Regions from separate parts of the Homo sapiens genome. Here region 2 is linked to region 1. Evidence: chromatin loops called from intact Hi-C (ENCODE). Cell type or tissue: endothelial cell of umbilical vein. All regions are shown on one strand. Each heading gives the region's core, and the rest is flanking DNA. Links, peaks and the distances in the headings are about the cores only.

Region 1 (16,279 bases), core at 4,536-12,535:
ATACCCTCACTATCAATTCTATTTTTATACTAAATTAACTTAGTTATGAGAGCTGATTTTCCATCTCTCCAGGTTGAACTTCTTGATTAGGCCAATCCGTTTGCAAGTCGGCACTGTTTCAGCACCTCATTGAAACCCTCACAGAGCTTGATGTCACCCTGGTTCTGGGCACACTCCAGAAACTGATCTCATAGAAGCAAGGCTGCTGCTGCTGTGCCGGCTGGGTTCCCTGAGGCTCCTGGTAAGTGATGTCAGGCCTCGCAGGCTCAGCATTACTTCCTCCCCTGAAAGCCCCAGTAATGGCGTGACCCACAGCAGAGCCCACAGCCACGCCAGCTGCAGTGGTTGCCATCTGGGCCATCAGACCTGGCTGCCGGGGCGCAGCAGCAGAAGAGCCAACTACAGATGGGGGTGCCGCTGCTGGTGGCTGAACGACTGGTACTGGCCTGGGTGCAGCTCTCATCTGAGGGGGCCTGGCTGGCCGGAGGGGCCATGCGGGAGGTGCGGCTTCGGCTTCCACGCGGCATCCTAGGTACGCGACGGCTCGGCCTCCGGACGTGTGACGACCGGCTAAATTTTGTATTTTAGTGGAGATGGGGTTTCACCATGTTGGCCAGGCTGGTCTCAAACTTCTGACCTCAGGTGATCCACCCACCTTGGCCTCCCAAAGTGCTGGGTTAACAGGCGTGAGCCACCGCACCTGGCCCGATCTACCCTTCTCTTACAGGATTCCTAGAGACTTAATATTTTGGTTTTGGTTTGTTTCTTTTTTGAGACAGGGTCTCCACTCCGTCGCCCAGGCTGGAGTGCAGTGGTCACTGTAGCCTGGATCTCCCAGGCTCACGGGATCCTCCCACCTGACGGCCTCCCGGCCTCCTGAGTAGCTGGGACTACAGGTACGCACCACCACACCCGCTACTTTTTAATTATTTTTTTTTTTTGAGACGGAGACTCGTTCTGTTGCCCAGGCTGGAGTGCAGTGGCACGATCTTGGCTCACTGCAAGCTCCGCCTCCCGGGTTCACGCCATTCTGCCTCAGCCTCCTGCGCAGCTGGGACTACAGGCACCCGCCACCACGCCCGGCTAATTTCTTGTATTTTTAGTAGAGAAGGGTTTTCACTGTGTTAGCCAGGATGGTCTCAATCTCCTGACCTCGTGATCCACCCGCCTCGGCCACCTAAAGTGCTGGGATTACAGGCGTGAGCCACCGCGCCCAGCCCTACTTTTTAAATTTTTTGTAGAGCGGGGTCTCACTATGTTGGCCATGCTGGTCTCGAATTCCTGGCCTCAAGCGATCCTCCCGCCTTGGCCTCCCAAAAGCTGGGATTACAGGTGTGAAACCCCGCGCCGGTCTGAACCTCAATGTTTGAACCACCAAATTTTACCTGTATTGACACAGGCCCCGTCTTGTTGTTTTTCTAAATCTCATGTCATTGTTTGCATATTGGTTACCCGTGGTTGGCTTTGGAGCTGAAGGTGGACAGAGCTAACATCAGGTTGCACACAGGAACACAGTGAGGTCGCGAAAAAGTAGCGCGAGCTGCCTCCATGGCCCAGGGCGACCTCACCGGCGTTTCCTGTCTGGGACTGCGCCCACGCGGTCACGTGGTGGCCCGGAGGACGCGCGGCGGCAGCGGCGCACGCGCACGGAGAGGAGGCTACTTGCCAGGTGAGCGAGCTGAGTGGGGCGCCGGGGCGGTAGGAGGGTGCTGTTCGCTGAGCTGGAGTCCGGGCTCCGGTCCCCGCCACGGACCTTGAGAGGGTACCCGGGGTCAGACCTGGCAGGTGGGAACCGGGAGTGGGGAGGACCCAGGGCAGGGGCGGGATGCGCAGATTCGTGGAAACTCTGCAGGTTGTGGACAAACTGCCCAAATCCTTTTCCCTGAATGCCAGTTTAATGGCCTCGTCTGATAAGAAAAAAATAAGAAATAGATTTCAGAGACCCTATTTCTCTCTCTGCCTCTCCACCTGCTTTACTTTTTTTCTCTTCTGTTAATTTTGAGCCTTATAAAACTATAGCGCCAGTATCCTGGTTTGGATCCTGAAACAGAAAAAGACATTAGTGGAAAAAATAATAAAGGCTGTGGTTTAGTTAATAGCACGTACCCATGTTAATTTCTTAATTTCGACAAATTGTACACAAATGTTGACATTAGAGGAATTTGGGTAAAAGGTACACAGGAATTCTTAGTACTATCTTTGCAATTTACTGTACATCTAAAATTATTCTAAAATGAAAAGTTAAGAAACAAAATCCTAAAGCAAAGTGCAGCAGGCCATTGTTCACCAGGGAGGGCTCAAGTTAGTTCCTCTTTGTCATGGAGTTAGGCATGTTTGACCAACTTGTTTGCTAAGGCAGAGTTGTCAGGCTACTGAATGTAGATTCTTCTGTCCAAAGGTTTCCGGGCAGGAATCGGTTTTCTCTTTCGATTCTGTCAAATATCTTTGGAACACATGTTGTGCATAAGCAAACGAGACACACAAAGTCTCTGCATAAGGGAATATACAGTCAGTCTAGGTCAGGTAGGAAGTAAGCACTATTAAAAAGATTCAGTAAAACCTCCCAGAACTGGGAAGACTCAGATGTGGAAGAAATCACATCTGGTCCAAGGGAGTCAGGAAGGCTACTGGAGGGAGTGCTGTCCTGAACTGAGGGGGCTCTGAGAAGAAACAGCATTCCTGGGGTGAAGAATGGCACCAATAGAGGCTTGCAGGTGACCAAGCTGAGCTGAGGGAGGAGCCCTGGGAGCAAGTGCAGTTCCTCTTACGTGGAAGCGCAGAGTACATCCAGGGAGTACTGCCAGATGAAACTGGAGGTGAAAACTGTAGCTTTGTTGTAGAAAACAGGGTGACACTTCAGTTGGATACATTATTTTTATTTTTATTTTTTTGAAACGGAGTTTCGGCTGGGCGCAGTGGCTCACGCCTGTAATTCCAGCACTTTGGGAGACCGGTGAGCAGATCTCCTGAGGTCTGGAGGTCTAGACCAGCCTGGCCAACATGGTGAAACCCCGTCTCTACAAAAATACAAATATTAGCCGGGCATGGTGGTGGGCGCCTGTAATCTCCGCTACTGGGGAGGCTGAGGCAGGAGAATCGCTTGAACCCAGGAGGTCTAGGTTGCAGTGAGCCGAGATCGCACCATTGCACTCCAGCGTGGGTGACAGACAATAGTGCTGTCTCAGCTCACTGGAACCTCCACCTCCCAAGTTCAAGCGATTCTCCTGCTTAGCCTCCCAAGTAGTTGGGATTAAAGGCGCCCGCCACCATACCTGGCTAATTTTTGTATTTTTAGTAGAGACGGGGTTTCACCATGTTGGCCAGGCTGGTCACAAACTCCTGACCTCAGGTGATCTGCCCGCCTCAGCCTCCCAAAGTGCTCGGATTACATGTGTGAGCCACTGTGCCCAGCCTACATTTTTTTTAAAAAGGAAAACAGGGTGACATTGACTACAATTATACATGCCATGGGAGCCATGGAATGTTTTACAGCAAGAGAGAGACATCATTCGGTTTGCACTTGGATATTATTGACTTGGCAGCAGTATGTAGGTTGGCTTGAAGTAGACCAATTAGGAAATTATCAGGCTAGCCTTGGGGAATTAAAGAGACGTTCCACCAGGGCAGTGAAATTAATGTGCAAAGAATGACATAGTTTGGGGAGATTTTTTTGGGTCTAGAAGACCTAGCAACTGAAGGCATGTGAAGACCAAAGAGGAAAAAACAATTCCAAAGTTTTGCTCCTGAGTGTTTTGGAGCATAGTTGATGCATTTGCAGAAATAGAGGACTCAGAGGGAGACCTGGAATGGGGGCTGGGAGGATAGTGAATTTTTTTTTTTTAGATGGAGTCTTGCTCTGTCACCCAGGCTGGAGTGCAGTGGTGCAATCTCGGCTCACTGCAATGTCTGCCTCCCGGGTTCAAGCGATTCTCCTGCCTCAGCCTCCCGAGTAGCTGGGACTACAGGTGCACACCACCGTGCCCAGCTAATTTTTGTATTTTTAGCAGAGACAGGGTTTCACTATGTTGGCCAGGCTGGTCTCGAACTCCTGACCTCATGATCCGCCCGCCTCAGCCTCCAAAGTGCTGGGATTACAGGCATGAGCCACCGTGCCCGGCGGTGAATTTGTTTTTGAGCAAGATGTGCTTGGATTGCTGGTGGAATATCCAGTTGGAGATGTGTATTTAAGATTAGTAAAAGAAGCCAAACATTTACAAAAGGGACAGGAAAAAGAAAAAGAGCCTTAGAGGACAGATATGAGAAGATATGAGTCAGGGAAGGAGGAGGATCAGATTTCTATTTCTAGGGGCTTCAGGAGTCAGGTGGACCTGGACTTAGTGAGTCAGTAGTGTCACAGCTCCTGCAAAGGTAGAGGAGACTGAGGAATGAAACTTGATCTTGGATTTATCTATGAGGAAGTCACTGGTCATCTTTTAAAGAGTTGTTTTAGTGGAAAAGTGAGACGACTGCTAACAGACTGTAATCTATTCATCCTACAGCCTTTCCCAAGTGGCCAGAGGACTGGACAAAGAGCCAGAAATATTGTTTCTAGTCCTGGCTCTGCTGCTAATTACCATTGTATTTGGGGCAAGTCACGTATGCCTGGGCTGGAATAGAAAAAAATACATCCGAGCTGGGCTCGGTGGCTCATGCCTGTAATCCCAGCACTTTGGGAGGCCGAGACAGGTGGATCATCTGAGGTCAGGAGTCCGAGACCAGCCTGGCTAACATGGTGAAATCCCATCTCTACTAAAAATACAAAAATTAGCTGGGTGTGGTGGCAGGCACCTGTAATCCCAGCTACTCAGGAGGCTGAGGTGGGAGAATCACTTGACCCAGGAGGCAGAGGTTGCAGTGAGCCGTGATCACGCCATTGCACTCCAGCCTTGGTGACAAGAGCAAAATTCCGTCTCAAAAAAAAAAAAAAAAAAAAAGACTTGAATCCTGGCTGGGCATGGTGGCTCACACCTGTAATCTCAGCACTTTGGGAGGCCGAGGCAGAAGGATTGCTTGAGCCCAGGAGTTTGAGACCAGCCTGGGCAATATAAGGAGACCTCGTCTCTACAAAAAATACAAAAATTAGCTTCTACAAGAACAAAAAAATTAGCCAGGTGTGGTGGCACATGCCTGTAGTCCCAGCTACTCGGGAGGCTGAGATGGGAGGGTCACTTGAGCCCAGAGGTCGAGGCTGCAGTGAGCTGTCACTGCACTCCAGCCTGGTCAACAGACTGAGACTCTGTCCATATAAAAATAAATACTTTAATCCTAAACGTTGACACATCTATTTTAGACAGCATATATTGATATGTTGGTTCAAGTCGTCTTTTAAAAGTCAAAGGTAGGCCGGGCGTGGTGGCTCACGCCTCTAATCCCAGCACTTTGGGAGGCCGAGGCCAGCGGATCATGAGGTCAGGAGATTGAGACCATCCTGCTTAACACGGTGAAACTCCATCTCTACTAAAAATACAAAAAATTAGCCGGGCGTGGTGGCGGACACCTGTAGTCCCAGCTACTCAGGAGGCTGAGGCAGGAGAATGGTGTGAACCCAGGAGGCGGAGCTGGCAGTGAGGTGAGATGGCGCCACTGCACTCCAGCCTGGGTGACAAAGCGAGACTCCATCTCAAAAAAAAAAAAAAGTCAAACGTATAAAGTATGAAGGAACCTCTGTGTTTATCTATTCAAGATTACCATATAGTACAGAATCAGCTGTAGATATTCTTAGATTTTGTAGTACTGTTAAAATACAATATTATAAAAATGGTATATGGAAAAATACTCTAATCCTACTAATTTATTTTTATCTTTTGTTTTTCTTCTAATCTTTGTTCTAGTACAGACAACTTTGAATTCTGCTTTTTATGTTTTACACTTGTATATGTGAGCATTTATCATGTTGCTGCCTAGTCTATACTACATAGTATTTTTATTTTTATTTTTATTTTATTTTTATTTTTTGAGATGGGGTTTCACTCTTGTTGCCCAGGCTGGAGATTATTCTTAAACTATGTTAAATACACTATAACTCTAATACTTATTTAATTAATTTTGTTTAATTACATAGTATTTTATAAAGTTGTTAAACCAAGATTTAACTATTTCTTTATTGTTCAACATATTTTATTATTTTCTAATTTTGTCCAATTAGAAATTAAATGGTAGAGTAAATTGCTGAATGCATTGAACATAAAACAGGCATAAATACAGACTCATTTTAATTTAAAAAATTAAAACAAAAAAAGTCCAGGCTTGGTGGCTCACGCCTATAATCCCAGCACTTTGGCAGACAGAGGTGAGCGGATGGCCTGAGGTCAGGAGTTTGAGACTAACCTGGCCAACATGGTGAAACCTTGTCTCTACTAAAATACAAAAATTAGCTGGGCATGGTGGCAGGTGCCTATAATGCCAGTTACCTGGGAGGCTGAGGCACAAGAATTGCTACAACCTGGGAGGCGGAGGTTGCAGTGAGCTGAGATTGCGCCATTGCACTCCAGCCCTCAATAAAACCAAAAGGACACTTTTATTCCTAGCAAAACCTAATAGTCTGGAGAACATGTTCCATGGAGCACACTTTGGAAAATGCTGATACAGAAACAATTTTAGAGCTCTGAAGAACCAAAAATCTAGTCCCCTAAATTGACAATTGAAGAAAATAGTATTCAAATTCAATAAACATTGATTTGGCTACCATAGTTGATTTCAAATATATCAGTGGTGCCCAAAAATGTCCCAATAAAGTAGTTATGCTTAAACCCCTGTTAAGAAATAAAACAGGCTCTAAGAAGTTAAATGACTTACCCAAGATCAAAAAGTGGCAAGTGGTGAAGTGAGATTTGAACCCAGACCTCTCGAGTCAGTGCCTTCTCCGTTAACACATCCTGCTGCTTCCCTGGTCATCAACCCTGAATACATTAAACTGGTTGGATAGTTTAGTGACTTCAAATATTTTCACTTTCTTGGAAGTAATGTGTTTCAAAAGTGAAGTTTAATTTGTATGGTATTTCATGTTACCTTACTATCAGCATATAAAAAGTGGGAGAATAGGCCAGGCGGGGTGGCTCATGCCTGTAATCCCAGCACTTTGGGAGACCGAGGCAGGCAGATCATGAGGTCAGGAGATCGAGACCATCCTGGCTAACGCGGTGAAACCCCATCTCTACTAAAAATACAAAAAATTAGCCGGGCGTGGTGGCGGGCACCTGTAGTCCCAACCGCTCAGGAGGCTGAGGCAGGAGACTGGCATGAACCCGGGAGGCGGAGCTTGCAGTGAGCCGAGATCTCGCCAGGGCACTCCAGCCTGGGCGACAGAGCAAGACGCTGTCTCAAAAAAAAAAAAAAAAAAGTGGGAGAATATACAGTCAGCAGTCCCTGAAGTTACATTTTATTTTATTTATTTTTAGAGACAGGGTCTTGCTCTGTTGACCAGACTAGAGTGCAGTGGCGTGATCACAGCTCACTGCAGCCTTGACTTCCCACCTCAGGCTCCCGTGTAGCTTGGGACTACAGGTGTGCACCACCATGCCCAGCAGTTTTCTTTTTTTCCTTTTTTTGTAGACATGAGGTCTCACTGTGTTGCCCAGGCTGGTCTGAACTACTAGGCTCAAGCAGTCCTCCTTCTTTGGCCTCACAAAGTTCAGGGATTACAGACATGAGCCACCATTCCCAGCCTGAAGTTAAGTTTAAGAAACAGTAGGCAGGGATAAAAAACAAACAAAACAACAACAAAACCTCATTATATTCAACTCTGAATAGCAGGAAGGCGTACCCATGATGCCTGAATTTATGTGGTGCATTGAAAAATATTCTTAGCTAACTCTACAATTGCTTACTCTTTCCTTTTACAGCTTTTCCCCCTTATATTGACCAATTCCATTTTCTTCTCTGCTGCCTGCCTAATCCTGACCACACCCTTCTTAACACAGGCCAGAGGTTGCCCTTAACAAGCAGGAGTCTACTGCACTAGAGGTAAAACACAGCCTCTCAAGGGATTATTCTTTGATTCAATAAATATCTTCTTATCTACCTTGACAAAATAGGTAAATCTCCTTTTTAAGGAAATAATCTTGTAAAAGAACCAAGATGATTTTATAAAAATCTGGGAAAAAGTGGATCCAGAATCTGTTAGATGTTGCTCAAACTAGATATTTTAGACTTTTACTTTAAGTTCTATTTGAAGTCATAAATAATAGAAACTTGGTATACTCTGATGTTAATTTCATTGAAATTCTCCAAATAATACAAAACAGTGGCTAAGAGTGTTGGCTCTGACATCAGATATCTGGATTAAAAATCTGTCTCTGGGCCAGGGGTGGTAGCTCATGCCTGTAATCCCAGGACTTTGGGAGGCTGAGGTGGAAGGATCCCGTGAGGTCAAAAGTTCAAGACTGGCTGGCCCGAGACCCTGTTTCTACAAAATGAATTAAAAATTAGCCTGGCAAGGTGGTACACATCTGTAGTCCCAGCTACTTTGGAGACTGAGGTGGGAGAATCACTTGAGCCTAAGAGGTCGAGGCTGCAGTGAGCTGTGGATGCCATCACTGCACTTCAGCCTAAGCAATGAGCAACAGAGTGAGATGCTGTCTCTCTTTTTTTTTTTTTTTTTTTTTTTTTTGAGACAGAGGGTTTTGCTTTTTCACCCAGGTTGGAGTGCAGTGACACGATCTTGGCTCACCGCAACATCCACCTTCTGGTTTCAAGTGATTCTCCTGCCTCAGCCTCCCGAATAGCTAGGATTACAGGCACCTGCCACCACACCTGGCTAATTTTTGTATTTTTAGTAGAGATGAGGTTTCACCATGTTGGCCAGGCTGGTCCTAAACTCTTGACCTCGTGATCCGCCCACCTCGACCTTCCAAAGAGCTGGGATTACAGACGTGAGCCACTGTGCCCAGCCCGAGACCCTGTCTCTTAAAAAAAATCCATCTCCACTTCTGGTTGACTGTGTTACTCAGTCTCTGTCTGCTTCAGTTTAATTTTCGTACTTAATAATGGTATTTTCTTGCAGAGTGTTTGTAAAGAATAAATATAATCTAAGGCACTTAAAACTGTCTAGCACATGGAAAGCAGGCAACAAGTGCTAGGTATTATTACATCTTTTTTTTTTTTTTTTTTGAGACAGAATCTCACTCTGTTGCCCAGGCTGTAGTGCAGTGGTGCAAGCTCGGCTCACTGCAACCCCTGCCTCCCGGGTTCAAGCCATTCTCCTGCCTCAGCCTCCCAAGTAGCTGGGACTACAGGCATGCACCACCACACCTGGCTAATTTTTTGTATTTTTTAGTAGAGATGGGGTTTCACCATGTTGGCCAGGCAGGTCTTGAATTCCTGACCTCACGTGATCCGCCCACCTTGGCTTCCCAAACTGCTGAGATGCAGGCATGAACCACCACACCCAGCCTAATGAGTTTTGATAAGTGGCCACTGTGGTGAAGATATAGAAGTTTTCCATTACCCCAGAAAACTTCCCTCATGCCCTTTGTGGTCATTTCTCCAATGCCAAGCAACCATTAATTTGTTTACCATCATTGTGTGTTAGTTTTCCCAGTATTTCATACAGTATGTGCTGTTGTTTATTTATTTATTGTTTTAATTAGTGATGGGGATCTCGCTATGTTGCCCAGGCTGGTTTCGAACTCCTGGCCTCAAGTGATTCTCACACCTCAGCCTCCCAAAATGCTGGGATTACAGGTGGGAGCCACCACATCCGGCCTAGTATGTGCTTTTTTGTTAGCGTAATGTCTGGGAAATTCATTGCATATATCGGAAATGCATTGCATGTGTAATGCATATGTCAGAAATGCGTTGTTCTTTACTGACAAATATATTCTGTTGTATGGACAGACCACAGTTTCTTTGTTTTACTGCAGATGGACACTTGGGTTGTTTCCAATTTTTGACAAATTGAGTGATGTATGAATATTCATGCACACATCTTTGTACGGACATGGGGTTCTGTTTCTCTTGAGTAAATCCTGAAGAATGCAGTTGCCAGGTCACATGTTTGTAAGAAGCTATCAAATTGTTTTCCACAGTGGTTGTACCATGTTTTACTCACATCACCAATGTATGAGAGTTTCAGTTACTCCACATCCTCAGCAGCACTTGGAATTGTCAGTGCGGTGAGGTGGAATCTCACTGGGGTTTAAGTTATAATTGCCTGATAACTAATGATGCTGAGCATCTTTCCATCCATGTATCTTCTTTGATGACATATCTGTTCAAATCTTTTAAGGGTATTTGTTTTTAACATTGAAAATATATGGCATTTTGATCCTAAAAATGACAGAAATTCCTTAATACATGGTCAGATTTATTTGGTGTCTACATAAGGTTTAATAGTGGAAGAATAGAGAGATCTCCACAACAAATGCAAGACTGAGATTAAATGTCTTTCGAAGTTTTGGAAGCAACTACTTAAACAGCAGGATATTTAGAGAAAAATGTTAGACATGTTTATACCCCCACACCCCACTTTTTTTTTTAATGAGCCTTGAGAGAAGGATGAAATATTTCTAAATAGCTATAGCAAAGCAGCTGTTTTGAAATGCCTGGTGGTGAAAGTCCCTCTTAACTGCACTCTGTCCTGGAGGCACAAGGTTGAGCATTTCTGCTTCTCCCGGCTGCTTCACTGTCACCAGGTAGGTGACTAGGGTGGTCTCCACATGGGGAGGGCTCAGTGATACTAGTTGATCTGTAGGCATTTTTGCCAGGAGAAGTTTTCTGCTGGGAAGAAAGGCAGGCATAACTCCTCTGTATCTGCTGTGGAGTCCTGCTAGGGTGCCGGTTTTGTTTTTCTGCCCTAAAAGCAAGTACAGTCTAACCAAACCTGCTGTGCGTGGCCTGAGGTGGGATAGGAGCTCCGTGAGTTCCACATTGGTTGATTCAACCAACCAGGGTTGAAAATATTTGGAAAAAAAAATCCACAGTGTTCCAAAAACAAAGACGAATTTGCAGGACTCAGAGTACGAGGTTAAATCCACGGGAATGAAGTGATGTATAGGCAGTGTATTAGATATTATACGTAATTTAGAGACAATTGAAAATATATATAAAGTACACAGGAGGATGTGCCTAGATAATATGCAAATATGATACCTTTTTGATTAACAAATTAACAAATTTTTTTTTTTTTGAGATGGAGTCTTTCTCTGTCGCCCAGGCTAGAGTGCAGTGGCGCAATCTCGGCTTACTGCAACCTCTGTCTCCCAGGTTCAAGCAATTCTTCTGCCTCAGCCTCCTGAGTAGCTGAGATTACAGGCACACGCCACAATGCCCGGCTAATTTTTTTGTATTTTTAGTAGAGATGGGGTTTCACCATATTGGCCAGACTGGTCTTGAACTTCTGACCTCAAGTGATCCGCCCACCTTGGCCTCTGAAAGTGCTGGGATTACAGGCATGAGCCACCGCGCCAGGCCGAACAAAAAATTTTTTGAGATAGAATGTTGCTCTGTAGCTTAAGCTGGAGTGTGGAGGCACAGTTATGGCTCACTGCAGCCTCCACCTCCCAGAGCCAAGCAATTCTCCCACCTCAGCCTCCTGAGTAGGCGTGTGCCACCAGCTAATTTAAAAAAAAATTTTTGGGCCAGTGCGGTGGCTCACACCTGTAATCCCAGCACTTTGGGAGGCCAAGGCGGGTGTATCATGAGGTCAGGAGTTTGAGACCAGCCTGACCAACATGGTGAAACCCCGTCTCTGCTAAAAATACAAAAATTAGCCGGGTGTGGTGGCGCGTGCCTGTAATCCCAGCTACTCAGGAGGCTGAAGCAGGAGAATTGCTTGAATCCAGGAGGCGGAGGTTGCTGTGAGCTGAGATTGCGCCACGGCACTCCAGCCTGGGCGACAGAGCAAGACTGTCTCAAAAAAAAAAAATTTTTTTTTTGTAGAGACAGGTTCTCACTGTGTTGCCCAGGCTGGTCTCAAACTCCTGGGCTCAAGCAATCCTCTAGCCTCAGCCTCCCAAAGCCTTGGTATTACAAGTGTGAGCCACCATGCCTGGCTAAGAATTTGAGGATCCAAGGAAATACACAGGGGTCCTGGAACCAGTTCCCCTTGAATTCCTTGGGATGATTGTATTTCAGTTTGTTTCTTTATTCCTCTCTTCCTTTATTCAGTTACTAAACAAGTATTTATTGAATGTAGAGTATATCTGCTCCCCACCCCCACGTGGTGCCTCACTCCTGTCATCCGAGCTACTCCAGAGGCTGAACTGGGAGAATCACTTGAGCCCACGAGTTGGAGACCAGCCTGGGCAACATGGTTAGACCTCATCTCTCAAACAAACAAATGAAAAAAAAAACCCAGCTGGGCGCGGTGGCTCATGCCTGTAATCCTAGCACTTTGGGAGGCCGAGGCAGGCAGATCACCTGAGGTCAGGAGTTCGAGACCAGCTTGACCAACATGGAGAAACCCCGTCTCTACTAAAAAAAAAATAGAAAATTAGCCGGGCATGGTGGCGCATGGTTGTAATCCCAGCTACTTGGGAGGCTGAGGCAGGATAATCGCTTGAACCCGGGAGGCGGAGTTTGTGGTGAGTCAAGATTGCGCCACCACACTCTAGCCTGGGCAACAAGAGCGAAGCTCCGTCTAAAAGAAAAAAAAAAGAGTTCTGAAATGTTAAATACTTATAATTGGATTGCAAGGGCATTTATGTGCGAGTGCATTGCTAGGATATTCATGCCTGTATAATACAGAAAGAAACTTTTTTCCCTGAAAAATTCAGCTTTATTATACAGTTATGCACCAAATTATGTTTCAGTCAATGACAGACCACATAGACAGTGGTGGTCCCATAAGATACTATTGTATTTTTACTGTTCCTTTTCTATGTTTAGGTATGTTTACATACACAAATATTGACCCATGTGTAACGATTTCCTACAGTATTCAGTGCTATACCATGTTGTACAGGTTTGTAGACTAGGAACTATAGGCTCTACCATGTAGCCCAGGGGTATAGTAGGCTATACCATCTAGGTTTGTGTATGTATGCTCTATGGTGTTCACACAACGACAAAATTGCCTAACAACACATTTCTCAGAATATATTCCCATCATTAGGTGACACATGACTTTACTGATGGGTTTTCTTCATTTTGTTTGTTAGGTTTTTTGTTTTTTTAATTGAAAATTGACAGATTATGGCTGCCTATATTTATGAGGTACAAAGTGATGTTATGATTTATGAATACAATGTGGAATAATTAAATCAAGTTGATTAACATATCCATCATCTCAAATACTTATCATTTTTGTGGTGAGAATATTTGAATTTTATTCTATGAGCAATTTTGAAATGTTCAATACATTTTTGTTATATTCACCATGCTGTGCAATGTATTGCAAAGGAAAAAACCTTATTCTTCCTGTCTAACTAGGACTTTGTGCCCTTTGACCATCATTTCCCCATTCCTCCCATCCCCCAGCCTCTGGTAACCACCATTTTTCTTTCTGCTCCTTTGAGTTTGATTGTTTTTTATTTTATACATAAGGAAGAACGTGGTATTTGTCTTTCTGTGTCTGGCGTATTACACTTAGCATAATGTTTTCTAGTTCCATCCATGATGTCCCAAGTGACAGGATTTCCTTCTTTTTCAAGGCTGACTAGTATTTCATTGTGTACACACGCACACGCACACACACACACACACACACACCCCACACCATATTTTCTTCACCTGTTCATCTTTGATGGACACTTAGGTTGATTCCATATCTTGGCTATTGTGAACAGTGCTACAGCAAACATGGGAATGTAGACATCTCTTTGACATACTGATTTCAAATGTTTTGGGTAAATATCGAGAGGTGGGGTTGCTGGATCTACTGATGTTTTCCTAACTACTGTTTTTCTTAACTACAGACAGCCCATTTTTTCTTATGATAAAGACGGCATTTGGCTCATGAGCAAGGTGGCAAGATCATCAAGTGAGTCAGACGTGCAGCTCTGGGAAACAGAAGAGGATGACATGACAGAAGGTGATTTAGGGTATGGCCTCGGAAGGAAACCTGGTGGGATTTATGAAATAGAATTTTCACATAGGTCTAGAAAAAGATCAGATGGAAAGAACTTTAGCCCTCCTCCATTTCCGAGAAAGGGAGAAGAAAGAAATGAAGCGAGTTTTCAGTATTCCAAGCATAAGAGCCAGCAAGATACATTCCCTCAAGTGTCCAGAATTTCCAATTACAGACGACAAAGTAGCACTGGTAAGAATGCTGAATTTCCTCTCCTTTCTTTCTCCTGTGCATAGTATCAAAGCTATAACCCTTCCAAAATCTAAAATAAATAACCATATTGGATTTTAGATTTTCTTTTTTTTCTGGACGGAGTCTTGCTCTGTCACCCAGGCTGGAGTGCAGTGGCACGCGATCTCGGCTCACTGCAACCTCCACCCCCCGGGTTCAAGCGATTCTCCTGCCTCAGCCACTGGAGTAGCTGGGATTACAGGCATGCACCACTACACCTGGCTAATTTTTGTGTTTTTAGTAGAGGCGAGGTTTCACCATCTTGGCCAGACTGGTCTCAAACTCCTGACCTCAAATGATTTGCCTGCCTCGGCCTCCCAAAGTGCTGGGATTACCGGCATGAGCCACTGCACCCAGCTTTTAGAAATTTATCTTTATTCATCTCTTGGGATTGGTGGTAGTATAAAAGTAGTTGATAGCCGGGCGTGGTGGCTCACGCCTGTAATCCCAGCACTTTGGGAGGCTGAGGCAGGTGGATCACAAGGTCAAGAGATCGAGACCATCCTGGCCAACATGGTGAAACCCTGTCTCTACTAAATATACAAAAAATTAGCCGGGCGTGGTAGCAGGTTCCTGTAGTCCCAGCTACTCGGGAGGCTGAGGCAGGAGAATGGCATGAACCCGGGAGGCGGAGCTTGCAGTGAGCCAAAATGGCACCACTGCACTCCAGCCTGGGCGACAGAGCAAGACTCCATCTCAAAAAAAAAAAAAAAAAGTAGTCGATGTTTATATTTCTAAATATTGTACAGTACAGTAGTTATGCATCTAATATATTAATGATATCTATAAATGATTACCAACCTTGCCTTTTTTGTGAAGTACTTTTTTTTGCAGTCAAATATTTACTGGGCATCATTAGGTGTCAGGCACAGGTCCAATTTCTGAGAATAATGTCAGTAAACAAAATAGACAAAGGCCCTAATGTCATGGATTTCACATTCTAATAGAGGAGATAGAAAATAAACCTGCAGGCCGGGTACAGTGGCTCATGCCTGTAATCCCAGCACTTTGGGAGGCTGAGGCGGATGGATCACTTGAGGTCAGGAGCTTGAGACCAGCCTGGCCAACATGGCAAAACCCCATCTCTACTAAAAGTATAAAAATTAGCTGGGTGTGGTGGCACGTGCTTGTAGTCCCAGCTACTCGGGAGGCCGAGGCACAAGAATTGCTTGAACCCGGGAGGTGGAGCCAAAATTGTACCACTGCACTCCAGCCTGGGCAACAGAGCAAGACTTTGTCTCAAAAAAAAAAAAAGAAAAAAAACCAAAACCCTGCAAATCAACAGATGTGTAACATTGGGCAGTGGTAAGTGAAGGGATAGTGAGTGATTATGGGGAATGGGGTGCTAGTATTTCAGGCCAGGGTTAGGAAGGCTTCTGTAAGGAGGTGACATTTTTTTTCTTTTTACTTTTCTTTTTATTTTTTATTTTTATTTATTTATTATGAGGTGGAGTCTCACTCTTGTCGCCCAGGCTAGAGTGCAGTGTCACAATCTCGGCTCACTGCAACCTCCGCCTCCTGGGTTCAAGGTATTCTACTGCCTCAGCCTCCTGAGTAGCTGGGATTACAGGTGCCCGCCCCCATGCCTGGCTAATTTTTTTTTTTTTTTGTATTTTTAGTAGAGATGGGGTTTCACCACGTTGGCCAGGTTGGTTTCAAACTCCTGACCTCAAGTGATCCGCCCACCTCAGCCTCCCAAAATGCTGGGATTACAGGCATGAGCCACCGTGCCTGGCCTTTTTCTTTTTTAAAAAGAGACAGTCTCACTGTGTCACTAAGGTGGAGTGCAGTAGCATGATCACAGCTCACTGCAACCTCAAAGTCCTGGGCTTAAGCAATCCTCTTGCCTCAGTCTCCTGAGTAGCTGAGACTACAGGCATGTTCCACCATATCCGGCTAATTTAAAAGAAATTTTTTCGGCCAGGTGCTGTGGCTCACGCCTGTAATCCCAGCACTTTGGGAGGCTGAGGCGGGTGGATCATGAGGTCAGGAGTTTCAGACCAGCCTGACCAACATGGTGAAACCCCATCTGTACTAAAAATA
Region 2 (16,279 bases), core at 3,532-11,531, 55 kb after region 1:
CATGGAAAGATACACACCAATTTCATAGAGTCATTTCCCTCTGGGGAAAGTGAAAAGGAAAAAATAGAAATAAAGTGAAGTATTGGCTGGGCGCGGTGGCTCACACCTGTAATCCCAGCACTTTGGGAGGTCAAGGCAGGTGGATGAAAAGGTCAGGAGTTCGAGACCAGCCTGGCCAATATGGTGAAACCCCATCTCTACTAAAAATACAAAAAAAAAAAAAATTAGCCAGGCGTGGTGGCACATACCTGTAACCCCAGCTACTTGGGAGGCTGAGGCAGGAGAACTGCTTGAATCCAGGAGGTGGAGGTTGCAGTGAGCCAAGATCGCACCACTGCACTCCAGCCTGGGTGACAGAGCGAGACTCCATCTCAAAAAAAAATAAAATAAAGTGAATTTTTAAGAGGGAACCTCTGGCCAGGTGTAGTGGCTCATGCCTGTAATCCCAGCACTTTGGGAAGCCGAGGTGGGCAGATCACTTCAGGTCAGGAATTAGAGGCCAGCCTGGCCAACATGGTGAAATCCTGTCTCTACTAAAAATATAAAAAAAATTAGGCAGGTGTAGTGGTGCGTGCCCATAATCCCAGCTGCTCAGGAGGCTGAAGCAAGTGAATCACTTGAAGGCAGAGTTTGCAGTGAGCTGGGATTGTGCCCCTGCACTCCAACCTGAGTGACAGAGTGAGACTTTGTCCCCCGCCTCAGAAAAAAGGTTGGGGGGAATCTCAATTTTATCTGTAATGTTTTCTTTTTTTAGTACATTCCGTATATTAATATTTGTTAAGTTTGGGTAGTATTTACTACACCACTACTACATTTTTTTTTTTTTTGAGACTGTGTCTTGCCCTGTCACCCAGGCTGGAGTACAGTGGCGCCATCTTGGCTCACTGCAAGCTCTGCCTCCCGGGTTCTCGCCATTCTCCTGCCTCAGCCTCCTGAGTAGCTGGGACTACAGGCGCCCACCACCACGCCCAGCTAATTTTTTTTGTATTTTTAGTAGAGACGGGGTTTCACCGTGTTAGCCAGGATGGTCTCGATCTCCTGACCTGTGATCCGCCCGCCTCGGCCTCCCAAAGTGCTGGGAATACAGGCGTGAGCCACCGCGCCCGGCCAACATTTTTATTTTTAAACACTACCCATGCTACTACAGATTTGTGATACTATATGGGTCAGATCTTCCAAATAACTGGTAATAATTTTTATTAAGTTTTCCCTAATGCATTTTCAATTCTACATTTCAAGAGTATTGAACTTTTCTCACTTTTGCACTCTAATCAGAAAAACCAGAATTAAATTTTTATTTTAAAATACATTTAATAAAAATAACCCATAGTTTTACATATTTTACATGTGTAGAATATTTACAAACTCACTTCTACAGCATTTACTTAATGTTTACTATTTTTCCATTATTTGCCTTTTTGGCTATTTCCCTCAGTAGTAAAATGTTGTCCAGTGTTCTCTTTAAAAAATTAGTTTCTTGGGCAATCCTCCTAGGAAGCAAAAAGAACAAGAAAAAAAAAAGTTGTTCACATTTAACAAAGTTCACATTCTCATAGCAATTTTAACCAGTCACTGCATTCCAACTACATTATTTCACTGACACATTTTTTCCAGTAGCACTTGTTAAACATTTAGCATGTAGTTTACAGAAGGAATTTATGAAGGGAACAAGGTACACATACATAGTTCCCATAATTCTGAGGTATACACAAAAGCTGCCGAAGTATTCACAATGAAAGTAAACATACCTAAAACGGCACAGTCTCTCTACTTTATACAATTAAATTTATAAAAATTAAATAGCTAGCAAGCTACATTTCTTTGCTGTTGTTCAGTCGCTAGCCATACACGAGCTATTTGGAGTTTTCTAAATTCATTTAATTTCTTTTAAAAGTGGGAATCTTACCTTGTTCTAAGGCCTCTGTTCTTTTCCTTTTTATTGCCAAAGCTGGATTTGATTGCTCCTTTAAGGTTTCCACTGGACAGTTTGGTCTTGGCAGCTGACATCCAGGTGTTGGCCCTGGCCGATTACTGAAATACTTCATTTTCAGTGCCTTTTAAAAGAAAAGATACCAAAAGTAAGGTAGGTGAGTATCTGAAATGTGTTAAGGAAAATCTTACCTTCAAGATTATAGGGAGCATTAAAAATACTATGTGAATGCCCTCATTCCCAACAAAACAAAATTAATGTCAAGTATTTGCAAATGGAAATTACTACAAATAAATACCTAGGATCCTAAGATTGGCTGATAATTCCATTAAAAGACTGGCCGGGCACAGTAGCTCATGCCTGTAATCCCAGCACCTTGGGAGGCTGAGGCGGGTGGATCACATGAGGTCAGAAGTTCGAGATCAGCTTGGCCAACGTGGCGAAACTCCATCTCTACTAAAAATACAAAAATAAGCTGGGCGTGGTGGTGCATGTCTGTAGTCCCCACTACTCGGGAGGCTGAGGTAGGAGAATCGCTTGAACCCAGAGGCAGAGGTTGCAGTGAGCCGAGATCGCACCACTGCACTCCAGCCTGGGCGACAGAGCAAGGCTCCGTATCAAAAAAAGAAAAGAAAAAAAGACTCCCTTCTAATTTTTCCATAATTAAATAGCCTATACAGGCTGAATATATCTTATCTAAAATGCTTGGGACCAGAAGTGCTTCAGATTTTGGACTGTGGAATATTTGCATATACATGACGTACCTTGGGGATGGAAGCCAAGATTAAAAATGAAACTTATGTTTCATATACAGCTTATACATATAAACTGAAGGTAATTTTACACTTATTTTTTGTGGAGAATGGGGTCTTGCTATATTGGCCAGGCTTGTCTTGAACTCCTGGGCTCAAGCTATCCTCCCGCCTCCGCCTCCCTAAGAGCTAGGATTACAGGCGTGAGCCACCGCGCCTGGCTGAAGGTAATTTTATAAAATATTTTTAATTTGACAAAATTTTTAATTTTGTACATAAAACAAAGTTTTGTTAATGTCCTTATGTGTAGAATTTTCCACTTGTGGCATCACGTCATCATTCAAAAAGCTTTGGATTTTGGAGCATTTCAGATTTCGGATATTTGGATTAAGGATGCTCAACCTATACTAATTATGAGCTATCCTTAGTGAAATATTGTACATTTCCATTCTCTACATATTGAACTCTACAGTTCAAAATGCAAAGAGAGAAACTTAAAAAGAACTTACAAGTTGGCCACACTATCCATATATATTCAAATTCCAAGTCATGTAAAATATAAATTCTTAAAAAATAAGGCTTTTTAAAAAATACAGTAGGTTGGAACCAATGGATTCTAATTCAACAATCCATTGCAAATGGACAGAAATTTTACTTGGAAGGGCTTCTCCAAGATTATTTCTATTAATTACCAGGCCAATGTTCTATAATACATTTTCTCTTTTTTTCCCCCTACTATAGTGCTGTAGATACAATACATTTTCTTGACTTGGGTCCACAATTCTGATAAAAATAATTATATCCTAAATGACAAGTTTGTCAGGTCATGCTTGTCTTTTTTTTTTTTTTTGGATACAGAGTCTCACCCTGTTGCCCAGGCTGGAGTGCAGTGGCACAATCTTGGCTCACTGCAACCTCCACCTCCCGGGTTCACATGCTTGTCTATTTACATCAGCAGCATAGTGCTGTCCAGTGGCTACAATGATTTAAAATACTTCTGGCAGGGCGGGGTGGCTCATGCCTGTAATCCCAGCACTTTGGGAGGCCGAGGCAGATGGATCACCTGAGGTCAGGAGTTCGAGATCAGCCTCGATAACATGGTGAAACCCTGTCTCTACTAAAAATCCAAAAATTAGCCAGGCATGGTGGTGTGCACCTGTAATCCCAGCTACTAGGGAGGCTGAGACAGGAGAATCGCTTGTACCTGGGAGGTAGAGGTTGCAGTGAGTCAAGATCGTGCCACTGCACTCCAGCCTGGGTGACAGAGCAAGACTTCGTCTCAAAAATAAATAAATAAATACTTCCTTTAGGATAATCCTTTAAGAAAGATGAAGCCCATATAAACTTTGCAAGCATTCCTCACCACTCCCAATATTATTTGCAGTAATTTAGAGATTCCTTACTTCAACAGTTGCATTTTCATTTTTTATTTATTTACTTTTTGTAGAGATGATGTTTTGTCATGTTGCCCAGGCTGGGCTCCAACTCCTGGGCTCAAGCTATCCTTGCTCCTTCACCTCCCAAAGTGCTGGGATTACAGGTGTGAGCCGATGCACCGGCCTACAGCTGCATTTTTAAAGCATTACTTCTAAATCACAGCAGTTCTATATGCAAATTAGGCTAATTCTGGGCTAAAGATCTAAGAAAATACCTCATTCCAACTTTAATAAAGACATCCATGAAACAAAACTCACTTTAAAAACTTCATTCTATTAAAATACAACCCAAATACAACAACTAGTATTTTTCTGTTAAGTTTCAAACTATACTACCAATGAAAACAACTTTCTAGATAATTAAATGTGGTCTCAAGTTTATTATGATGGAAATAATATACATAGAAGTATGAGTGAAAAGGCAACAAATTACTTGTTTGAAATTAAAAGAGTATGTGTACACATGGACATAAAAATAATAAAGAAAAATTTTTTAAAAAAGAAATTAGGAGAATAATTCTAATGGTAAATACCCAGCATATACCTACCTACCTATCCATCTATATCTATCTATCCTTCCATCCATCCATCCATCTCCATATATATTCACATAGCACACATTGCTAAAAAGAGAAGGCTTATACAAGCAAGTGCATTAAACAATGATTTTGTAGCCTGGAACAAACCTAAAGAGAAAAAAATCTATTTTGTATGCTTAATATTACTGTACATTAATATGTTTCCATAAAGACCTGTGATCTCACTTTCATTAGTCTCTCCCTTCATGAGGTAAAATCACTGCACTGTGTTGTACAGTGCTCTGCCCTAAGTTATTCTAGGTCTTCCAAATTTTTCATGAGTTTGTTATTTCCTTTAAACAGCAGTTAGTTTCAGTTTTTGTTTTATTTCAAATATTTTTCAAGCTTTTGTAAGCATACAATTATATCTGACTATACCATTTCCTCCCCATTACCATGTTCTCAATGTGAGAATGATCAGCATGCATACCTGGATTGCATTATATAGGAAAGAAAAAATAAGCCGAACAAACTACTTTCAGCATTGCTACAAGATTTAAATGAATTTGTAAGAGCTCAACTGAAATATACCAGTTTCTTAACAAATAAAAAGCCTTGGTTTTCTTTTTCTAAGTAAAGTATTTACAAGCCAATTATGTGAAATAGACATGTATTTAAATGTCCCTAAGCAAGTGTAATAAGTGTAAACTCTCCTGTATCTCTGTGTGCATATAATTTAATCTCAGTCTTAATAGTGTTTGTAGTTTGGGGAAAAGATACAAAGTTTGTTATTTCTTAAAACAAAAACACATCTTTCCAGTATTTAAAAAATGTTAATTTTATGAAATTCTATTTTTATCAATGCTACAGTTAAGATTATTTTTATATTTCCTAGTATAAAAAAGATACACCAAAATACCTGTGTGGCCGTAATTCGAGCACATGGATTAAATAAGAATAAGCCTTGTATGAGATCTAGTAAGTCGTCTCCTGCTGCACTGAAGATGTGATGCAAAGGTATTCCAGGGAAACTCTTAAATGTCACATAATCTGGAAGACTACACATGTCCTGTAAAAATAATTTTGTAATTCAAACTTAAGGATTAAAGGCATATAGATTGCAAATGAAATAAATCATTTTCAGGTGATATGATGGTTTATATAGAAAATTCCAAGAAATCTATTAAAAAGTCCTAGAACTAGTAGTAAGACAAGGCTGAAAAGGATATAAATTGAAAATTTAAAAATCAATTGTAATTTTGTACACTAGCAATAAATATGTGGACATCAAAATTAAAAACACAGTACTATTTATAATCACCCCAAAAAGAAAAATGAAACAGGTGAAAAATGTAACAAAACATGTATAGGGTAATATACTATAAGCTATACAATGCTGATGAAAGTCATCAAAAGATCTCAATAAATGGTGAAACATATCGTGTTCACATATTGGAATATTCAACAGAGGAAGGATGTTAATTATCCTCAAATTGATTTGCAAGTCTAATGTAATTTTTATCAAAATCCTAGCAAAATTATCTTAGATATAGGACCAATTATTCTACAATTTATATGGAAAGGCAAAGGACTACAGTAGCTAAAATGATTTTGAAAAAGAACAATAAAGTGGGAGGACTCATTTTACCTGATTTCAAGATTTAACATATAGCTACTTTGATTAAGACTCTGTTGTATTGGCAGAGAGAGAGATACATAAATCAATGGAACTCAATAAAGGACTTAGAAATCCACACAAATCTGCCAAAAGGATTTTTGAAAAAAGTGAAAAACTAAATCAATGAAGAGACCGTCATTTCAACAAATACTGCTGGAACACTTCGACATACATGTGCAAAAATCTGAACTTGGCTGGGTGTGGCAGCTCACGCTTGTAATCTCAGCACTTTGGGAGATTGAGGCAGGAGGGTCACTTGAGCTCAGGAGTTCGAGACCAGCCTGGACAAGAAAGTGAGACCCCACTCCAACCTGGGGAACAGAGTGAGACTGTCTCAAAGAAAAAAAAAAACAAAAACTGAACCTTGCCCTAAGTCTCACACATCATATAAAGGTAAACTCTAAACAGATCTTGGACTTAAGTATAAAACTACAAAACTTGTAGAAAAAAATACAAAAAAAATTGTCACAGCCAAGGGCATAGTGGCTCATGCCTGTAATCCCAGCACTTTGGGAGGCCAAGGTGGGCAAATCGTTTGAGCTCACGAGTTTCAGACCAGCCTGGGAAACATGCAGAAACCCTGTCTCTACAAAAAACACAAAAACTAGCTGGGCGTGGTGGTGCATGCCTACAGCCCCAGCTACTCAAGAGGCTGAGGTGGGAGGATGGCTTGAGCCTGGGAAGTGGAAGTTGCAGTGAGCTGAGATCACACCATTGCACTGCAGCCTGGGCAACAAGCCAGATCTTGTCTTGAAAAAAAAAAAAAAAAGAAAAAAAAATTGTCAAAAAATCTTTGGGCTGGGCAAAAGAGCTCTTTGACTTGACACCAAAAGGATGATCAATTAAAGAAAAAGTGACAAACCTGATTACAATTTTGCAGAGGATGAAAAGGCAGCACGAGGGAAAACATCTGCAAACTACATACACTTTTTGGACTACTATCTAGAATATATGAAGAGCTCTCAATACTCAACAGTCAAAAATCAAAGAATCCAATCAGAAAATGGGGAAGAGACATTTAACTAAAGATGGCAAATAACCACAAGAAAAGATATTCAACACCATTAACCATTAGAGCAGTGAAAATTAAAATCAAAATGAGCTATCATGACACACTCATTAGAATGCCTAAAATTAAAAAGTGACAACACCAAATGCTGGAGAGGATTCCAAGAAACTGGAGCATTCATTTACTGCTGATGAGAATGTAAAACAGTATAGCTGCTCTGGAGTTTTGCAGGTTATTTAAAAATTAATATGTAACTACCATATGACTCAAGAACTGAACTCCTGGGCATTTATCCCAGAGAAATAAAAATATATTCTTATATAAAAAACTGTACATAAATGTTTAGAGCAGTTTTATTGGTAATAGCCCCACATTGGAAACAACACAAATATAGATGTCCTTCAATGGGTGAACGGTTGAAGAAACTGAAATAAATCCACACAATACTCAGCAGTTAACAAAAGAGAGAATGAATTATTAACATGCAATGACCTGAATGAACTTCCATTTATGATGGATATGAAAAAGTTAATCCCACAAAGTTATATATTGTGTGATTCCATTTATCCATTTACATAACATTCTTGAAATGACAAAATTACAGAGCTGGAGAACAAATTAGTGATTGCCAAGAGTTAAGGAGTAGGTAGAAGGAAAGTAAGCATAGCTATAAAAGAATACCATGAGAGATTCTTGTGGTGATATTCTGTATCTTGACTGTAGCATCCTGGTGTGATACTGTACTGATTTTATAAGATGCTCCCATCTTGTAAAAGCTAGGTAAAGGGTCCGTGAAATATGTCTGTAGTATTACTATTATAGTTTTGAGACAGGGACTCACTCAGTTACTCATGCTGGTAAAGCGCAGTGGTGCAATCACAGCTCACTGCAGCCTTGACTTCCTGGGCTCAAGCAATCCTCCTACCTCAGCCTCCTGAGTAGCTGGGACCATAATGTGTGCACCACCAAGCCTGGCTAAATTTTTTTAATTTTTGTTTTTTATAGACACGAAGTCTCACTATGTTGCCCAGGCTGGTCTTAAACTCCTGGGCTCAAGTGACCCATTTACCTCAGTCTCCCAAAGTGCTGGGATTACAGGCGTGAGCCATTGTGCCCAGCCACAATATATAATTGTGAATTATATATTCACAATTGCACGTGAATAATATTCTCAAAATAAGAAGTTTAATTTTTTTTTTTTTTTTTTGGAGACAGAGTCTCACTCTGTAGCCCAGGCTGGTCTCAAACTCCTGGCCTCAAATGATCTGCCCGCCTCAGCCTCCCAAAGTGCTGGGATTACAGGCGTGAGCCATCGCACCCACCAAGAAGTTTAATTTTTAAAAAATCAAAGAGAAACATCAGTAAGCAATTACTATTTAGAAAATCATGTTAGCCAAGTGCGCTGGCTCATGCCTGTAATGCCAGCACTTTGGGAGGCTGAGGCAGAACTGCTTGAGACGAGGAGTTTGAGACCAGCCTGGGCATCACGGTGAAACCCCATCTCTATTAAAAAAAATAATAATAATTTAAAAAAATCTAAGAGAAACATCATATATACATATATGTACACCTACATGTGTGCATGTGTGTGTAATGGGTTTTATATATATAATGGCTTCACACCGTGTATATATACGACGTGAACCCATTTTTGTCAAGGAGTCAAAGAACATGCAACCCTTTTATGTTCGTAGTGTGCTTATAAACTCCTAACATGACTTTACAATGAATTGTTAATAGTGATTACCCTGAGGTCAGGATTACTGGGGTGGGGGGAAAGGACTACATGTATACAAGAGGTTGATGGTATATCACAATTGTAACTTCTTACTTTATATACTTTATCATTTAAAGTGTTCTGAGTACATATTATAATGAATGTCTTTAATATTCACGTGACAGCACTATATAAAGTATATGACAGTTTAAGAACTTTACAGAGTCCTAATTACATTTCAAAGAAAATGCATAAAGGCTTACCGGCCACTGTTCCTCAGTTGGTGTGCCCAAAGTTTCAAATATTCTTGTTAGCTGATCAAGGTCTGAATCTCCTGGCAAAAAAGGAACCTGAAAGAAAGTAAGAGGGAGACTTTTCAAGGTGGGTTTTTTTTTTTTAATTTTTTTCTTTTTTTAGAGAGACAGAGTCTCGCTCTGTCACCCAGGCTGCAGTGAGTGATGCAATCCTGGCTCACTGCAACTTCCTCCTCACTTCAAGCGATTCTTCTGCCTCAGCCTCCCGAGTAGCTGGGACTGCAGGGGCATGCCACCATGCCTGGCTAATTTTTGTATTTTTAGTAGAGATGAGGTTTTGCCATGTTGGCCAGGCTGGTCTCGAAGCCCTGACCTCAAGTGATCTACCCACTTCAGCCTCCCAAAGTGCTGGGATTACAGGCGTGAGCCACCACGCCAGCCTTAGAGATGGGTTTTTTTTTTTTTTTTGAGACAGTCTCGCTCTGTTGCCCAGGCTAGAGTGCAGGAGTTCAAGCTCCGCCTCCTGGGTTCAGGTCATTCTCCTGCCTCAGCCTCCAGAGTAGCTGGGACTACAGGCGCCCGCCACCACGCCTGGCTAATTTTTTTGTATTTTTAGTAGAGATGGGGTTTCACCGTGTTAGCCAGAATGGTCTCGATCTCCTGACATTGTGATTTGCCCGCCTCGGCCTCCCAAAGTGCTGGGATTACAGGCGTCAGCCACCATGCCTGGCCTTCAAAGTGGTTTTTGATACCTGTTAGACAAATACTATAAATTTAATAAGAAAAACTTAAAAACTCTGCAACGAATATTGAAAATTTAGTACAAAGTGTATTGGGTACGTTATTAGATCCTACCACTGCTAACCAACAAAACAGCACCTTTACTATCCATTTTATTCACTCCAAATTTTAATAAACACTTCCCATATAACAGGCCTTGTGCTAAGCCTCAGGAATTAAAAGAGGAAAACGAGACATTCCCTGCCCTCCCCTTAGGTGGAGGTGGTAAGCAGTGCTGATACACATAAACAAGCATTTACAATTCGGTGTGTTGAGTAAGTACGAGATCCTAGACCACATGGAAAGAGCACCTAACTTACTCTAGATGGGTCAGGAGTTCAAGACCAGTCTGGCCAACATGCTGAAACCCTGTCTCTCTACCAAACATAGAAAAATCAGCCAGGCGTGGTGGTGCATGCCTGTAGTCCCAGCTCCTCAGGAGGCTGAGGCAGGAGAATCACTTGAACTGGGAGATGGAGGCTGCAGTGAGCAGAGATGGAGCCACTGCACTCCAGCTTGGGCGACAGAACAAGAATCCATCTTAAAAACAAAAAACAAAAAAACTAAAAGGATATTAAATAATATTACAACTATTTTTAGACATGCTAATTTTCTTCTTAAACCCAAAAGGATTATCTTTTGTTTTTTGTAGGGCACCTGTACCCTCACTTTGCAGGCCAAATTGTGGACAAGGTTGTAATTTAAACAAATTTTAAGAATTGGTGTGCTTTTGTATGATGTAAAAATGAAACTAAGCTGTCTGATGTATGGATTTCACACTCCAATTTGAACAAGCCTATGTAAAAAGACATTTATGAGAAAAAGTAGGAAAATCTGAATACAGACTTGATTTTATTAAGGAATTAATGTTCACTTTTTTCAGATGACAATGGTATTGTGGTTATGATTAAAGAATCCTTATAGATGGCCAGGTGTGGTGGCTCACTCCTGTAATCCCAGCACTTTAGGAGGGTGAGGCGAGTGGATCAATTGAGGCTAGGAGTTTGAGACCAGCTGGTCAACATCACAAAACCATTTTTACTAAAAAATACAAAAACTAGGCGGGTGTCATGGTGCACGGCTGTAATCCCAGCTACTTGGGAGGCTGAGGCACGAGAATCACTTCAGCCTGGGAGGCAGAGGTTGCAATGAGCTGAGATCACGCCACCGCACTCCAGCCTGGGCGACAAAGACTCTGTCTCAAAAAAAAAAAAAAAAAAAAAAAAAAAAGGAATCCTTATAGAGAAAAATACTAAAGAAACATGGATAAAATTACATGTTTGGAATTTGTGGCAAAAATATCTAGTGTGGGAGAGTACTGATAAAATGAATCATATGTTGAAACTATTGAAACTGGTTGATGAGTATAGATAGAGGCTCATTTTACTAGTCTTTGCTTTTGCATGTTTGAAAATATCCATACTAAGAAAACTATTTTTCCCTAAAGAAAGAGCTGCTTTGGGACTTAAGCTGTGTGTTTAAAATGTCTTATTTGTATTAAATACATGAACCTTGTTAAAACACTAAATAGTACTAAAGACTTATAATAAAAATTGGTTCTTTGACCCATCATCTCCCTCTCATTTTTGATAATTACGTAACTTTTGCTCAGTGCAGAGCCAAAATTAAGATTAATTCCCCTTCTTATACAATTTGGTTTTCCTAAAGGTAATGATTTCCTAGCCCTCCGCCACCAACTCCTAATGCCTGCTCTTTGACAACTTGGTTTATATAAAAGCTAAATATTCCAGTTATTAAATATCGATTTCTATATGACTAAACCAATCATATCCATCGGTTCCTTTTTTTTTTTTCCTGGAAGCCACCCCTGCTGAAGTCCTCACCCCACCTGCTCCAATCTGGACTAGCTACTCTCCAGGCCTGATGCATACCTGCTTTCCCAGAACTTTCCTTCACTATTAAATGAGAATTTGAACTGCCTTTTTCCTGTGTTGAATCTTATGTTCCCTGCATCTCATGTCTTCCCGTTGGTTTACTCTCTGCAACCTCTGCCTTGTGGGTTTAAGCACCTCACCTTCCCGAGTAGCTGGGATTACAGGCGCCCACCACCATGCCCAGCTAATTTTTGTATTTTTAGTAGAGACCGGGTCTCACCATGTTGGCCAGGCTGGTCTCGAACTCCTGACCTCAGGTGATCCACCTGCCTTGGCCTCCCAAAGTGCTGGGATTACAGGCATAAGCCACCGCACCCAGCCCTAAACTTTTTTTTTGAGACAAGGTCTGTCTCCTCTAATTCGGTGTGAATTTTTCGGTTCTGTTTTTCTCCTGTGCTGTCTCTGCACCAGCTCAGCTCAGCTCCCCAGCCTTCGCCGCCGCAGCCTCTTCAGCCTGCTGACCGCAAGTGCGCCCTCTAAAGGCCCCAAATGCCCTATACACACCAGGTGGAGAGTGCGGCAGCGCCTGCAGAGCCCAATTAAAGGTGAACCCCAGCCTGTTACCCAGGCTGGAATGCAGTGGCACAAACGTGGCTCACTGCAGCCTTGACAACCAGGCTCAAGCAATCCTCCCACTTCAGCCTCCCAAGCAGCTGGGACTACAGGCATGCACTACCAAGTCTGGCTAATTTCTTGATTTCTTTTTTTCTTTTTTTTTTAGCTAGTGTCTTGCTCTGTCACCCAGGCTGGAGTGATGTGGCACGATATCACCTCCTTGCAGCCTCAAATTCCCAGGTTCCAGTGATCCTGCCAACTCAGCCTCCTGAGTAGCTGGGAAAACACGCACTCAATACCATGCCCGGCTAATTTTTGTATTTTTGGTAGAGACAGGGTTTCACCACATTGCCCAAGTGGGTCTCAAACTCCTGAGCTCAAGTGATCCACCCGCCTTGGCCTCCCAAAGTGCTGGGATTACAGGAGTGAGCTGCCCTGCCTGGCCTAGATGTAAATTTCTGATGTAATAAATTGTAGTTACCCTCAGAGCAAACTGAAAATATGAACAGGCAAAGAATTCTAGGTTGAGCATCATTTTCCCTCACAATGTGAACACTTCCAGATTCCAGTGCTGCTGTTGAGAAGGCTCATGCCATTCTTTTTCCCTAATACTTTATTTTCTTTTCTATGTATGCTGCTTTTCTTCTCTGTGCAAATAAAATATTTTTCTTACCCCTTCGTATTCTGAAATTTCACAACAGTGTGTCTTGGCACAGGTTTTTTTTTTTCATGCAGAGCCTTTAGAATTTTTTTTTGAAAGTTTTCTTTGTAATTTTCATAATTGTACTCATTTTTTTTTTTATTTTTTGAGACGGAGTCTCGCTCTGTCACCCAGGCTGGAGTGCAGTGGTGCGATCTTGGCTCACTGCAAGCTCTACCTCCCAGGTTCATGCCATTCTCCTGCCTCAGTCTCCCGAGTAGCTGGAACTACAGGTGCCCGCCACCACGCCTAGCTAATTTTTTTTGTATTTTCAACAGAGACGGGGTTTCACTGTGTTAGCCAGGATGGTCTCTATCTCCTCACCTCGTGATCTGCCTGCCTCAGCCTCCCAAAGTGCTGGGATTGCAGGCGTGAGCCACCGTGCCTGGCCTTTTTTTTTTTAGACGGAATTTCACATTTGTTGCCCAGGCTGGAGTGCAATGGTGTGATCTCCAGCTCACTGCAACCTCCACATCCCGGGTTCAAGCGATTCTCCTGCCTCAGCCTCCTGAGTAGCTGGGATTACAGGCATGTGCCACCAAACCCAACTAATTTTGCATTTTTAGTAGAGATAGTGTTTCTCCATATTGGCCAGGCTGGTCTCAAACTCCCAACCTTGGGTGATCCACCCACCTCGGCCTCCCAAAGTGCTGGGATTACAGGCATGAGCTACTGCGCCCGGCCTCATAATTGTACTCTTCATGGCACTTTTAGTCTGACGATTCACATCTAGCAGTGCTTCACTATTTTGAGATTTCCTACCCTCCATTTTCCTTGTTTTCTGTTGGTACATTCTAGAATCCTGGATCAATCTGTTAATTTTATCTTTTCTCTACTATAGTCCATCTATCTTTTTATTGAGACAGGGTTTCACAATGTTATCCAGGCTGGTCTTGAACTGCTGGGCTCAAGAGATTCTCCTGCCTCAGCCTCGCACGTAGCTGGGACCACAGGTATGTACCACTGTGCCTAGCCATCTCTTCATCTTTTGATTTTAGTTAATGAAAGAGTTTTGCAGCTTACTTTCCCATTCCTTTCACTGTTTTTGTTTGCTTTTGGCTATCTTCTATTTTTAATAGTTCAAGTGTCTCTTATTTTATTGTTCCCCTTTTAAAAAAGTATGGTGTGCTTATTCTATAGATGCACTATAATCTCTTAGATCTCTGAATATTTGGAAAGGGGGCTGGGGGCGGTGAATTTTCTTCTGCTTTGGTTGTTTCCATTTTTTCCAAGTTTCTTTTTAGTTTGTTTCAGTCTGCCTTTCATTTTGGAAGTATTCATTACTATCTGAAGATCCTTAATAACTATCTGGTGATCCCTGGCTAAGCATTCATATGGGCAACATTTCTACCTTTTCAATTGAGCACAAGAACAGCTTAAAATAGGACAAAAGGTATGGCAGAAGAGTACAATTCTTTAGTCTGCATGTCATTTTCCTTATAACTTTAAAGATGATTCCAGCAACAATGCCAATGGCTAATAAATTTCCAAGTATGATTGTTAACAGGTCCACAATCTCTAACCTGTCTACTCTCAACTGCTGTCTCTCTTCATTTGCTTTCTCAATGGAGTGATCAGTCATAACATTAGGGGCTATGGAATTCTGTTTTCTTCTTGGCCATGAATGGATTGTGGTGGTTGATAAATTCTCAGTGTGAATTTCTGGTATACTCTATGTTCAGGTAAGTAGCAGTTATCATGCCAGCTGATTCACAGGACCCCCTGTTAGCACTGTGATTCCCATATTACCTTCCAAGTTTGAATGTGTGGGTTTCTTCTACAAATGCCCATTGGGTAAGTTTCTCAAAATGATGCACAGAATTTACTTTTTTTTATTTTAAGAGATTGGGGTCTTGCTATATTGTCCAGGCTTGCCTCAAACTCCTGAGTACAAGTGATCCTCCCACCTCAGCTTCCCAAGTAGCTGGGACTATAGGCGTGAGCCACCACTATGCTTAAACTAAACATTTTTAGTTTAGTGTTTTTCTCTTTGGTGTACAAAAGTTGTTTTCTGTGTTCAAGGAGATAAAAAAGCTATTCAATCTTGGTTTGAATTTCTTTAAATACATATGGCTTAAGGAGAGGGAGAGCAGGGGTCAGAATATGGAGAGAAAAAAACTAGCTTCAGAAGGATTCCCCTGTATCCCTTTACCTTCATCATTCGTAAGGGCTAGTCTTTCTGGAGATCTAAACTTCATAGCTAAAGAGAAGTTTCCAAGTCAGCATCTTTCTCTCTGGTGAGGGGAAGCAGGGGATTTTTTTTACTGTAAGATGATGGTCTCAGTCACAGAAATGCTATAGTAACATTGTATCTGTTCTGTTTCAACAGAACTAAAATAATGGTCTCACACAAGGCTTAAGTTATACAGAGTAGTAGCTGCAGTGGTTGGTATTATACATTTCCTAAAGCGCACTTAAAACAGACCCAAACAAAAAAACCCTCAGGAGGACAAAAGTTTATCTGAACATATTTAGTTGTTATAGAGATACTGCCATATTACAAGTGAATTTCTATGTTCTGAAGTATAAAACTTCTACAGTAAAGTTCTTATTGTCCTAAATGGAAGATATTCTCATTTCATATTAACATTAAAAAATGCTACATTTGGCTTTTTAAAAATTGGACTATTTGTAGGCTTTTTGTTGTAAAGACATTGGCAGGACAAGAATTCTTTTCTTTTTCTTTTTCTTTTTTTTTTTTTTTGAGATGGAGCCTTGCTCTGTTGCCCAGGCTGGAGTGCAGTGGCACAATCTTGGCTCATTGCAACCTCTGCCTCCCAGGTTCAAGCGATTCTCCTGTCTCAGCCTCCCGAGTAGCTGGGACTACAGGCACCCGCCACCATGCCCAGCTAATTTTTCTATTTTTAGTAGAGATGGGGTTTCACCATGTTGGCCAGGCTGGCTTCGAACTCCTGACCTCAAGTGATCCACCTGCCTCGGCCTCCCAAAGTGCTGGGATTACAGGCGTGAGCCACCATGCCTGGCCTAGGACAAGAATTCTTATACAAACTGTCAGAACAAATAACTGCAACAACAATATTAAAGTGCGTACATT

Evidence for each region. Peaks named below come from ENCODE experiments on the same cell type or tissue, not always from the same donor. Only the 100,000 strongest peaks of a DNase experiment are listed, where the experiment ranks them.
Region 2: a loop joins it to region 1, with 2.1 times the contacts of the local background. A loop is called at or near these places in 13 of 110 quality-filtered maps.

What each region holds. Positions count from the first base shown.
Region 1 is chr5:69,318,155-69,334,433 of GRCh38, reverse strand. CCDC125 (coiled-coil domain containing 125) reads left to right here and starts at 1,633. Exons shown (of 12, transcript NM_176816.5): 1 at 1,633-1,785; 2 at 13,854-14,197. The coding sequence starts at 13,894. It also overlaps the pseudogene CHCHD2P2. In endothelial cell of umbilical vein, for the core only: no CTCF peak of the experiment used is centred there; no DNase peak of the experiment used is centred there.
Region 2 is chr5:69,262,318-69,278,596 of GRCh38, reverse strand. It overlaps CDK7 (cyclin dependent kinase 7), which reads right to left. Exons shown (of 12, transcript NM_001799.4): 9 at 9,304-9,390; 10 at 5,556-5,705; 11 at 1,907-2,054; 12 at 1,167-1,490. The coding sequence ends at 1,462. It also overlaps a transcript of CCDC125 not described here. Among named protein-coding and RNA genes, the nearest start is that of CDK7, 36 kb to the right of the region's middle. RefSeq lists an enhancer at 12,295-12,795. In endothelial cell of umbilical vein, for the core only: no CTCF peak of the experiment used is centred there; a DNase peak (open chromatin) is centred at 7,106.